Linked DNA regions of Homo sapiens: region 1 is linked to region 2. A link is a contact called in ENCODE Hi-C or POLR2A ChIA-PET data. All regions are on one chromosome and are shown on one strand. Each heading gives the region's core, a stretch centred on a gene start or an enhancer-like site at or near the end of the contact. The rest is flanking DNA. Distances are from core to core; before and after follow the strand shown. Region 1 holds the start of PTX3 (pentraxin 3). Region 2 holds the start of SSR3 (signal sequence receptor subunit 3).

Region 1 (5,686 bases), core at 2,897-5,396, 880 kb before region 2:
AATAGACCAAAAATGTGTTTAAAAATTCTACCTTGTCCACATGCTTATAATTACTATTTAAGCAGTAATTGAAAATCTTTAAGAGAAGTACATTCTTTCAAGGGGCCTGGTTGGAGAACATGTTTCTGCTAAAGAGCACTTGGGAGGGGGACTTTCAAATTTGAGGTGGAAAGCTCAGTAAGTTTCCACCATTGTCCATCTCAAGGCGACTTAGCCATTTGGGAAGCTGGAGATGCTGAAACGAAAACCTTTTACGTGTCCCTGGGAAAGAACAGGTGAGCTCTGCATCTATATACATAAATATATATATATGTATGTATACGTATATATACACACATATATACATATGGATATGTATGTATGTATACATACATATATGTATATAAATGTGTGTGTATATATATGTGTGTATGTGTATGTAGGTATTTTTTTAAAAACACCTAAATTAGGGCAGGTATAACAACCTAAAGAAGATATGCCATAAGACAGCTTTGAAAAGCAAACTCCCAGAATGGTTCCAGAATAACTGGTAAAGAGAAAGAACTTGCAGAAACCAAACATCCATGTAAAAGTGTGGTAAACTATGTCAGATTCCTACAAGTGGCTCAGGGGTAGGCTCTATCCTGAAAACATTAAACAAATATGAACCTTATCCTTTAGTGTTAGGGATAGTCAAATAAAATATTGGCATTCAGATAATCATATAAAAGTAACTACAATACTAAAACACAAAACTGGCTCTGTCATGCTTTGATACTTTTTCACTAAATAATTTGAACTTTTGAAGATTTTTTAAAATTAATTTTTAATGAGGCAGTGATTCTATTTTCAAATGAAATTGCTAGGTACATCTTTTCTTCCAGCTGTGTTAATTAAAATCAAATAAAAATCACTGAAAAAAATCACCATATCCATGGGCATTTGATATAGTCTCTATAAAGTTTCAATAAAGTAGTGTTCAATCACACCTGTAATCCCAGCACTTTGGGAGGCTGAGGCGGGTGGATCACAAGGTCAGGAGATCGAGACCATCCTGGCTAACACGGTGAAACCCCGTCTCTACTAAAAATGCAAAAAATTAGCTGGGTAAGGTGGCGAGCACCTGTAGTCCCAGCTACTCAGGAGGCTGAGGCAGGAGAATGGAGTGAACCCGGGAGGCGGAGCTTGCAGTGAGCCGAGATCGCGCCACTGCACTCCAGCCTGGGCGACAGAGCGAGATTCCGTCTCAAAGAAAAAAACAAAAAAGTAGTGTTCAAGAGGGTGCCTACTGCAATCGAATTAAGTGATTTCCTCTTTAAATAAGCCCAGGCAGTCAGGATTGCATTCCAAAGCACTCCTGGATTGCATCTCAGAGACTCAGCTTCCCTCTAGGCTACGCTGGCTATATAAGTTCATGGACTGGAACCGCATGTTGGCTATTTTTGGTGATCCTCTTTTGGGGACCAGGGATACCCAAAAACGAGGCTCTTAATACCTCTTTAAAATGTCAGAAACTCTCTTATGAAATGGCTTTTAACTAATAGGTTTTTCTGATTATCAAAGACCAAACAAAATTAAAACCAGGTTCTTAGGAGGCTAACAACAGAATGGTTAGGAGCCAAGCTGGCTGGAGACCAAGAGAAGATAAATCAAAGCATATGGGTAAAAGTATTATTGGATGTAATAAGGATTAACATCTTAGAATTCAGAAATGCATCCCTCTTCTGCTCTAACTAATATGCAAAGATGAAGATAAAAAATAGAGTAATTCTTCGGTTTTTCAGGTGCATTATATGTACAATGACTTTACGTGGTTTGCGAAACACAAGACATTTCATCCATTAAAATGGCTGCAGAATTCTAATTTCTCTCCTGTCACATTGAGAATCTAGTGTACATTTGATTTTATGCTTTTTCTCCTCTGAAGCCCTATTTAGTATTTACTGACAAGCACCCCTCAAATATTTAGGAAATATGATATGGTTTCTGTAACTTTAAATGAAACATGCTCTCATTACATAAAATTCTTTAACTTTAAATGAAACATGCTTCTTCCCCCTCCCCATCCAGCAAAAGTTGTTTTCTTGGAAATACAGGGAAGGATTCTCAGGAAAAGTGCAAGTTATATTTTCTTACCTAGGACACTGATTTTCTAATACAATCCAAAATGATTGTCACACCACCATTTCTTAGAAGTTTTGGCATACAAAGGAGTATTGATTGGCTCCAAATCTTCTATTTCTTTCTTTTAACCATCTTTAGAATGTATTATTTTGGGAACCCATGTCTGTTTGGAGATTCATGGAGTGTCACATGGGACTTTGAGAAGTTGCCTGTGGTTTGAACAGTCTCTCTCCTGCTTGGCCCCAATTCTCTGAATCCCTGGGGTGGAGCTGGGATCCCCTACACGGATTGGCTCCTACACCTGACTGTTCCACGCTGAATCCCAAACCGCACACCCTCCGACCTCCCCTGTCGCGCTAATTCCACAAACCCCGGGGGCTGGGGGACCCCTGAAGAATTCCGCTGACCCTTCGGGAGATTAGCTTTAGCCTCAAGTTTCTTGCTGAGAATGGGTGGGCGGAGAGGAGGGGCCGGCTGAGGGGCTGGAAAACATCCCTAAACGTTAGCCTGGGCCCTGAAATAGTGCGGGAAACCAGAGCTCCTCTAAAGACAGAGGCAGGATAAAATTAGAAGACGTGGAAATCCCTAACGGAGGGAAGCTGGGCGGCAAGAGGGATCACGGTTATAACGGGCCAGTGGACTCCTGCAGCGCTTAGTCGGATCGGGTGTAAGGGGCCCTAGACGTCTATTTCAAGACTGTGATGGTTACCTCCACAACTCTCTTTAGGGCTCCTTAGGACTGAGGAATACTTTTTTAAAGCCAATTTTCCCGCCTTGTATGGTGTGCCTGAGCTCTGTGACCGCGCATGCAGAAATAGGGGTGTGTGTGTGTGTGTGTGTGTGTGTGTGTGTGTGCGCGCGCGCGCGCGCGCTTCCCATGAAAGCTTCCCCTAGAAGGTTGCCTGGCTTGGCTTGCCGTTACGCGCGCTCCCGGAACAAAGCCGCAGTGGGAGGTCCCGGCCCCGCTTGCCTCCTTACCTGCCGGCAGCCAGCTCCGGGCAGCCCAGCCCTGCACCGCGTGCAGGTCGGCTCGCGTCTGCCGCAGCTCCTCTAGCACCGCGGCCAGGGCGCGCCCCGCCTCCTCTGGGCGCTGCGCCTCCGCGCCCTCCATACGCGCCAGCCTGCGGCCCGCGTCGCGGGTCGCCTGCAGCAGCTCGTCCAGAGCACTGGTCAGCCTGGCCTCTGCGGGAGCCCCCGGCGCGCACGGCCTCGCCAGGCTTTCCGCGAGCCGGCCCAGCTCCTCCCGCAGCCTCTGCAGCTCGCCCCGCAGGACGTCGTCCGTGGCTTGCAGCAGCATGCGCTCTCTCATCTGCGAGTTCTCCAGCATGATGAAGAGCTTGTCCCATTCCGAGTGCTCCTGACCGCAGGCGCACGGCGTGGCTAGAGTACGGGATACACACACGTTAGCAGCCCGCCCAGGCCTGCCTTGGATGTGCTTTGTAAAAGCTGACCTCCCTCGGTGGTGCCAAGTTGCAGCCCGTTCCTGGCATTCCCCTTCCCTTTAAGGACACCTCCGAAAAACAGCATGTAAATGTCTCAGAAACGACAGAAATCATTCATTCAGGTATAGATTAAGTTGTACCCTATGAAATCGCCGGTTATGTAGCTCAAAACAGTCAAATATTGACGATTTGATATGATTCAACCCATTATGTACGTTACAGAAATAACTTTGAAACCTCCATCTTTCTTCAAGTGCTTCTCACTTTTGCATAACAAGCTATAAATTTTTAACTTGTCTCACTGGCCACAAAGTATATGTGTGTTATTTAGACCAAGAGGTGGATATGTAGTCAGGGTTAGCAGAGAAACAGTTAAAGTGAACTTACGGTCCTCAGTGGGATGGAGTCCATTGTCTATTTCGTTGTCCAAATTCACATACATGAGATCATAATCATCCGAGTTCTCGGCCAACACTGCAGACCAGAGAGCACAAAACAGAATCGCAAGGAGATGCATTGCTGGAGAGACGCAAAGTTCTTTCCACAGCTGGCGGGAGGAGACTCTCAAGTGAGCTGAGTTTGAGCGGAGGAGAGTGAGAGTGAGAGGCTGGAGCAGAGAGTCCTTAATAAATGCTGAGGAAAGCCTGAATGGGGATGAATGAGTAATGCTGGTGGCACTGCGGTAACGGGAGTTCCCCTGAATTTGGTGGGGGAGGGGGCTGGGTGGGAGAGCGAGGGAAATGTGGAAGTTGCACAATATTAAACCGCAAAGGTTTACGCTGCAGTCAGATTAATTGGAGGAGGGTCAGAGGGGAAAGAGGAGAGAAACTGGGCTTCTACTGTTCTCCTGAGAATTAGCTGTTGTAATTTGAATTGATAGCAATGGGGATGAAGGAGGGGTGGTAGGGGAGAAATTTCAGAGGGTACTGAAGCAAATCATCATTTCAGCATTTTCTGTGAGCTGTTATTATTTCACAACCCTTTATATATAGAAAACTTTCCATGTTTCCTTTGTACACTGTTTTACAGGTTGAAACTGAAAATGGTCTGATTCCAAGATAAACCAACATATTAAGAATAGTTATGGCTCTGAAAGTCAAGTCCAATCCGAGCTATCTTGTCTTTAATACTTGAGGAGTTGCACCTATACTTTTATAGATAATTTTTTTTTTTGAGACTGAATTTCGCTCTTGTTGCCCAGGCTGGAGTGCAATGGTGTGATCTCGGCTCACTGCAACCTCCGCATCCTGGGTTCAAGCGATTCTCCTACCTCAGCTTCCCAAGTAGCTGGAATTACAGGCACCCGCCACCACACCCAGTTAATTTTTGTATTTTTAGTAGAGACAGGGTTTCACCATGTTAGCCAGGCTGGTCTCGAACTCCTGACCTCAGGCGATCCACCCGCCTTCGCCTCCCAAATTGCTAGGATTACAGACGTGAGCCACCTCACCCGGCCTATGACAAACAACACAGTACAACTGGGTAAACCTAGAATGGGGAAAAAAAGCTGGGGGAAAAAAGGAATATACTTATTTAGTTATTTAGGTATGTTTCTTTTCATAACTTGGTATTATGTGGACATTATATTATTCTACAAGGTTTCGAGGCAAGGATCATGTTTTAAAAGTAAACTTAGAGATTTCTGCTTCTAACAATATATACAGGTCTGTGTTCACATGATATTAATAAAAACTTAAAAGGTACAGATGAGCTCCCATTAAAGTAAGGGGAAAATCCCGGAGCCAAAGATAGAGAGGAAAGCAAAAACAACAATCCCATGAGCTGATGCTAGGGCCCCTCTGGCATAGGAGTGAAGTGAGATAGGGGTTATTAGTTCTATAACCACCAAATGTTGATGACCATGTGGAAGCAAAGCTTAGGCCAAAGGTGGAGAGTTAGAAGGGAGATCCTCATGAAAGCCAGGACCCTCACAGGGTTACCTACTGTATTTCAGTAGGTACAATCCCACTCTGCCCTAGCACAAAGAGGTAGGAAGCAATCATGTCTCTCTTTGAACTCTACAAGGTCCCTTTGAGTTTGTGAAATTGGGCCTGCCCTCAGATATGTTTAGAATTCAAATATATACTATCTGCCACTGTGAAAACAAAAAAGAATTCACAATGATATTTGAACATATGAGG
Region 2 (6,659 bases), core at 4,114-6,613:
GAAACCCCTGATAAACTCATCAGATCTTGTGATACTTATTCACTATCATGACAATAGCATGGGAAAGACTGGCCCCCATGATTTAATTACCTCCCTTGGGTCCCTCTCACAACACGTGAGAATTCTGGGAGATACAATTCAAGTTGAGATTTGGGTGGGGACACAGCCAAACCATATCACATGCATTGTTCCTTTTTCCTGGAATTGCTTTCTTTATTTATTTGTGAGTATGGAAATGGATCTTACTAGTCAATTAGTAAACCAAGTGAAATAAACAATGAGATTGAATAAATCTCACCCTAGCATTTGGTCTCATGATTTCATCTAGTAAGTTGTTAGACAACATTGACTAGGGGCTGTGAAACAGAAGAATTTTAAAAGAAAGAGTCCTAAAAGATGAGCAACAAATTACACCTGGCTTCTGTATCACCTAAGCCATTCCAGTTGAAATTCGTGACCTACTTTGTCTCACATTCCGTTGCCATAGTGCCTGGGTTAAATGTGTAACGAAAGAAAATTGATTTCCAGTGTAAATCTTAATTTTTATTGTGCCCTGAAGTGCTGCATGAATGATGCATGTGTGATAAGTCTCACATTTAGAAGATTCTGGGGGGAGTTTTGAGATTTAAAGTATTATGGCCTCTATCAGTGGTTATTAAAATAATATATTTTCTGTAGATGTGTATCATTTTCTTAAAGAAGTAAGTGACTTTATGAATATCCTTAGGCACAAAGGGAACAGGTTTTTCTGACTGCTTCAGAAGCAATCCCCAATTTACATTGGTCACATCAGTGTTTCCTAAAAAGGAAAACAATATCTATCTTGAAAAGTATAAGCTTCAAGCTCAAAGACAAATGCTTGTTCCCCAAGTGTTTTAATGCCTCATTCAGTTTAAAAATCAATTCCATAGTAAAGTACACATTTAGAATTCTTGAAACCTTATCTTTATTAAAAAAAAATCGCAGCTGGCAAATGTCTCCTGTCAACAGTAGCATATGTGTGTAGGGGAATGGGTGGTTGGGGGAGGAGGCCTAACCAACTATAAGGGCCAACTTCCAGCATTCTCTCCAAAAAACACAGTTTCTTCTGAAATGGTAAGATTTTATTTTTTTAAATTACACTTCACTTTTTTTATATTATTTGCATTTGAGTCTGTCTCCTTAAACCTGGGAATTTATGGGGCAGATTAAACCCCAAATCTGTTGAGTTTGGCCTACAGAATATTTGCTGTTGATTCTAGTTTTCTTTCTGTTTAATCTATTTCAGTTTGAGTGCTTTTGGAAAGGTGAGCTTTCCAGTTGTATTGAGCCTACCACTACCTCATGTCCTATGCCTGGCACAATTCACTCCCTGAAGTTATTTACTTGAATCTTATAGACATTTTGATCTTGTTACCTTTGCCTTAAACCTTTTGGGTGGAGTGATACATAAATTAACAAATTGAGTACAGTTATTCATCTAGATGTTCATTTATATGCAGAAGTTGTTTATATTATTTATTTACAAGACTCCAGATCTGTTTAACTTTTATTTTTTGAACAAGTATTTTAGCTTTATTGTAGGTAATGGGGGTTTCTATCAGGTCTACAGAGAGAAATAGGGAAGCCCTAAGGCACTTGGAGCATCTCTCTAATTATCCCTTTTCTAATTTACAGCTGCTGGGGAGTTATGATTTGTGCTTTCCACCTCTTCTCAGTTTGCTTCCCTTGTTCTGTATACATCTATTAACTGTTTTGTTTTGTTTTGTTTTGTTTTGTTTTTTTCTGGGGTTTCATTTTCAAACTCCCTGAGACAGAGAATCAGGTATGGAGAGCCAAGGCCTGCTCACCAAGGTTTGCCTATTATCCTCTCTGTCCAAAAATACACTAGGGAGAGCTGCAGTGTGACAGGACTGTGCCTGATAATTGGTAGATAAGAAACTACTTTTGGCTGCTTGCTCAGTGTAGGGCTTTTGTGAGCAGTCATGCAGAATCAGAGATTCCACTGCATGGAGGAGACCAGAATTCATTTGTAGTTAAGAGCATACATCCTGGAATCATATTGCTTGGGTTCATAACTTGACTCCACCATTTACTGGTTGTGGAATCTAAATGAGTTATTTCACTAATCTGAGTCTCAATTTCTTCATCTGACAAAGGGGATAACAGAAACATATACCTCCTAGGGTTGCTGTAGGGATGAATCAGACAATACGTGTGAAGGACAAAGCACAGAGGTAGACATACAACAAGGACTCAATTCATGTTAGTTATTATAATCAAAATAATCATGATTATTATTTGGATACTTTCACAGGTTTTGCACAGTACTTTTCATGTAGTAGCTTCTCAATAAATATTTGCTGAATGAGTACATGAACTAATGAATTAGTCAAATATCAGTGGGTGAAATATGTAGTTTGGCTGAGTAAATAATTTTTCAGGTGATACTTTAAAACATTATACTTAGGGACTAATATAAGTGTTCCACCTCTTTTAAAATTATTCCCATCATGAGATTTGCATTTCAAGTAGGCTTTAAAACAGAGGAGCTTTTCTTTTTTCCTCCCCACAGTAGCCCTGGATGATCCATTTGTTATTCTTTAAAGGTCCCAGTGAAAAGCTAGCAGTGGCTTTCTATATTGGCTAGGCAACTTGCAGTGTCTGACACAGAAAAATATGTTAATTTTTAGCATACCAGATTTTCTTTCACAAAGTCATCAGTAATCTCTTATCCATATACCTGACAGCAAAAAATATTATTGCTTGGGGTTTTTCCTCCAATCTGAAAAGAATCAAGTGATATAATAGAAAATATACAAGAAAGCCTGAAATTCATAGAATAGACTCAGACTGCTATGGAATCAAGTCCATTTGGTTCCTTCAGAGTTAAGCTATGTTGAAATGGGCAAAATATATTGTAGATCTTTGCTTGGGTAGAATTTACTACCCACCTCTCCTTCTGTTTTTTAGCACATTGTGTACCCTGGTTGTCCAGTGTGCCACGGCTATGTGTGCCACGGCTATATATGCCACATACAAGTGATCCTTAGGTCTTGCTGCTTGCTTTTTAAAGGGAACTAGGTAGCTCTGGTGCAAGAAAACACTGCTTCAGTACTCCAAGTGTGCCACCTTCATAATTGTAATTGTTGCCATTACCAAAAATATTCTATCATAAGTATCATTCCCTATCATATTTCTCTAATTTACCCCCACAAAATAATTTGAAATTCATATTTTAGATTATCTTCTGTTTATAGTTACCTTTAGCTTTACAAAATGTATTAATTTTTTTCTGCTAGCTTTTTTTGATTATATCAATTGTAACATTTATATCCACTAAACATTTCAAACTTTTATCTTTCCTATTTTAATTGTTAAAATATTTTTCTCAGGCATAATTTTTTTAAATCTCATCCTTATCATTTCTTCTTTTCTTCTTTTAAAAGAAAGATGATTGTTGTCTCTTTGGATCTTTTAGTTTTCTGATTTTTTTTTTTTTTTTTTTTTGATGGAGTCTTGCTCTGTTGCCAGGCTGGAGTTGGAGTGTAGTGGCGCGATCTTGACTCACTGCAACCTCTGCCTCCCGGGTTTAAGTGATTCTCCTGCCTCAGCCTCCTGAGTAGCTGGGGACTACAGGCGTGCGCCACCATGCCTGGCTAATTTTTGTATTTTTAGTAAAAGCGAGGTTTCACCATGTTGGCCAGGATGGTCTCGGTCTCTTGACCTTGTGATCCACCCACCTTGGTCTCCCAAAGTGCTGGGATTACAGGCATAAGCCACCGCACCCAGCCTCTGATTTTTATCTTTTATCTTCTTTTTATATCCTTAGTTTGTTTATAAATAGGCAGAAGAAAATCTAGTTATAGAGACAGATCCAAAAAGTTTTATTTATGAATTGGTCATAGATGGAGAAGGAAAAAAATAATTAGTGTTGAAACCCACTATTTTAACCAGAACAACAAATGAGTTTAAAAGAATGCAACTTAGTGAGATAGGAAAAACTGGGGGAGGAGTATGTGTAAGAGAAAATAATAATTTCTTCTTCTATCACTACCATGTAATAAAATAAAGAGCATTTTTAACATCAAAAAAGACATAAACCCAGATATTTTTAAATGAATACTTTTGATTTTCTGAAAAATTCACTAGATGGTCTTTTTTTCTTTTTCATTTTGTGGTGAATTAATGAAAACTTCTGGCATTAAGGAACACTTGCGGTAGATAATGGAAGGATTTATATTTCAGGAAAACTCACTCTGGTACCTGTATAGAGAATAGACTGGAAAAGATTGAAGACAAAAGCCCAATTAGGACTAGTAATAGGAAGCTGTGGAGGTAGATTACAATTTGGATACTGTGAGGAAGAAAGATATCTACCAAACGGTTAATAAGGAGGCTGGAGGTTGAGGAAATTGTGCCTAATGCACTAGAGTGTTCTCAGTAATCAAAAGTAGCATTTGCTGGGAGTGATGTGGTTGAATTTTTTTTTGAAGAAAAAATGATAATGTGTTGAGTTAAAAATGGAATCTAGCTGTTTTAATAGACATACTTAATCCTTCTGAGCTTCAGAGAGGGAGTCTTGCCTAGCCAACCTGTTCTTAGTATTATGTTTTATTTAGCATGGCTTTGGAAGCCACAAAACTCTATAGGTCTAGTTGAAATAAAATAAAATAGTAGTAACTTGTATCAGACATATATTAAATATTGCCTTCATCAATGAGATCATGAGTTTCTTAAAAGCAAGAGTCCCATTTTCTTCTTCCTACAGAGGTGGCCTATTGTTTAGTGAAAAGAGCCCACGCCTTGGAGACCCACACCGCAGGTCTACGACCCTCAGGCTCTTCAGCTGCAATGGCGGTAATGATGCGCACGTCATAAGATTCTTCAAGGTATTTAATGAAATAAAGGATGTGTAAAGGAGAAGGGATTTTACATGAGTTAGCTATACCTTTCTCTTCTTTCTTCTTCAACGTACTCAGTCCTGGGTACGCACAGAGGGCACTAATGGCGTGGGGCCAGAAGAGCTTTTAATTTTGGAATTCTGAAGAACTGAGAACTCGTGAGTCTGTCAGCAGCTCTGAAGTGGAATATCAATAAAGTTTTGTTAATTTTTTTTAAAGCACCGACTAAACTACAAATCCCTTCTCTCTCCTCCAGGTGGGTGGGTCACGTGGCTTGTCAGGAATCCGGAAGTCTGGCCCGCTCGCCCAATCACGCCCGGAAGCCTATCTAGTGGCGCCAAGCTGGCCAATCCTGGGGACGCTTGCTCTTCGCCAAACCGGGTCCCGCCTCCGCGCGCCGCGCTGACGGGTCGTTAGCGGATACGGCGGCCGCAGGGGCGGAGTCAAGGGCCTTTGCCCGCCTTGGCGGCCGGCTCTACGTTCCCTGTTCTCGCCTGCAGCTCCGCCATGGCTCCTAAAGGCAGCTCCAAACAGCAGTCTGAGGAGGACCTGCTCCTGCAGGATTTCAGCCGCAATCTCTCGGCCAAGTCCTCCGCGCTCTTCTTCGGAAACGCGTTCATCGTGTCTGCCATCCCCATCTGTGAGTGCTGGGAGCGAGGCGGGTTAGGCAGGCCGCCGGCTAGTCGGGCTGGGCGGGGACGTGGCAGGACCCGGCGAGCAGGGAAGGCGTGGGTGCCGGCCGGGGGTCGGCAATCTCTCCAGCTCCCCTGAGCTCGGGGAGGCACGGAGCCTCTTCTTTGGGCACAGTGTTGTCGCTTGGGATTGTCCTGTGCAGCACTCGGGGAGGTCACTTGTTAAAAGTACGCACGTTCCCGAGCTCCACCCCAGGAGAAGGTGGTTAACTAGTTCTGGGGTGGCGGCCCCGAATCTCTATTTAAACAGACAAACTCAAGCATACTGCCTCTGCCCTTTTCTATACAACTGTTGCTTGCCGTTACGAAATTTTAAACTTATTACTTATTTTGCATAAATTAGTTAGGTGAGAAACCCATGAAGTGACCCACTGAATTATAAGTGCATCTTTACGTGAGCTACTTCACACCATTGCATAATTTTCCTGGTTTTTGCAAAAAGAGAGAGGTTGAAGTGCCAGGGGTTAGGGATCTACCTTATTTATACTTTTTAATAATCCTACTGGACCAATTCTAGAATTCTCACTTGGTTGGGAAACTGCAGACTTGGACAAGGTCGTTTTTAGTAGAGCTCAAGTTTCCAGAACTCCTGTCTTTTGCTGCACTGTTGTTGGGCATTTAAAACTAAATGTATTTTTCTCTTTTGTCCTTATACAACCCAGCGTGCCATTAACGTGATGTGAAGCCATATGATGGCTCACTAATTGGACATAGCACTGCTTGGAGTTCTGATAACAGCCACGTCAGCAAGGAAACTATGGTTTGGGGCTGCACGTGGCATTTTGGAATGGCCTGTGTTTCGCATGCTAGTACCCTGATGAATGAAATTTGAAGTCTGACTTGTGATTACGTTGAGCCAGAGTTTGTTCTCATTTTAGAAGTTGAAATCTCATCTGGACTAGTAATAGGAAGGTGATGTTTTTCAAATGTTCTGAACTGGAAAGCTTGAGACTATACTGTTACTGGTTATCTCGCTTCTGAAGATCCTCAGATACTATTGGATTGCATAACTAATAACCTGGTATTTTACCAGGCTTAGCTATAATTAATTTCGCAGGCTTTTGTTGCGGGGTTGTAATGTTTT

What was found. Hi-C counts contacts between places; a loop is a spot of excess contacts on that map. ChIA-PET counts read pairs that join two places held with the same protein, here RNA polymerase II (POLR2A).
Region 1: a loop to region 2 is called in a map with no recorded cell type, with 3 times the contacts of the local background. The contact joins the promoter of PTX3 here to the promoter of SSR3 in region 2. A Hi-C loop is called at or near these places in 1 of 37 single-sample maps with no recorded cell type. POLR2A ChIA-PET finds 5 or more read pairs at or near these places in 1 of 52 experiments (GM12878).

The regions. Positions count from the first base shown.
Region 1 is chr3:157,435,310-157,440,995 of GRCh38, reverse strand. PTX3 (pentraxin 3) reads right to left here and starts at 4,146. Exons shown (of 3, transcript NM_002852.4): 1 at 3,933-4,146; 2 at 3,082-3,483. The coding sequence starts at 4,062. All of the region lies in intron 4 of VEPH1 (ventricular zone expressed PH domain containing 1), which reads left to right.
Region 2 is chr3:156,553,821-156,560,479 of GRCh38, reverse strand. It overlaps SSR3 (signal sequence receptor subunit 3), which reads left to right and starts at 5,363. Exons shown (of 5, transcript NM_007107.5): 1 at 5,363-5,523. The coding sequence starts at 5,391. RefSeq lists an enhancer at 5,425-5,504.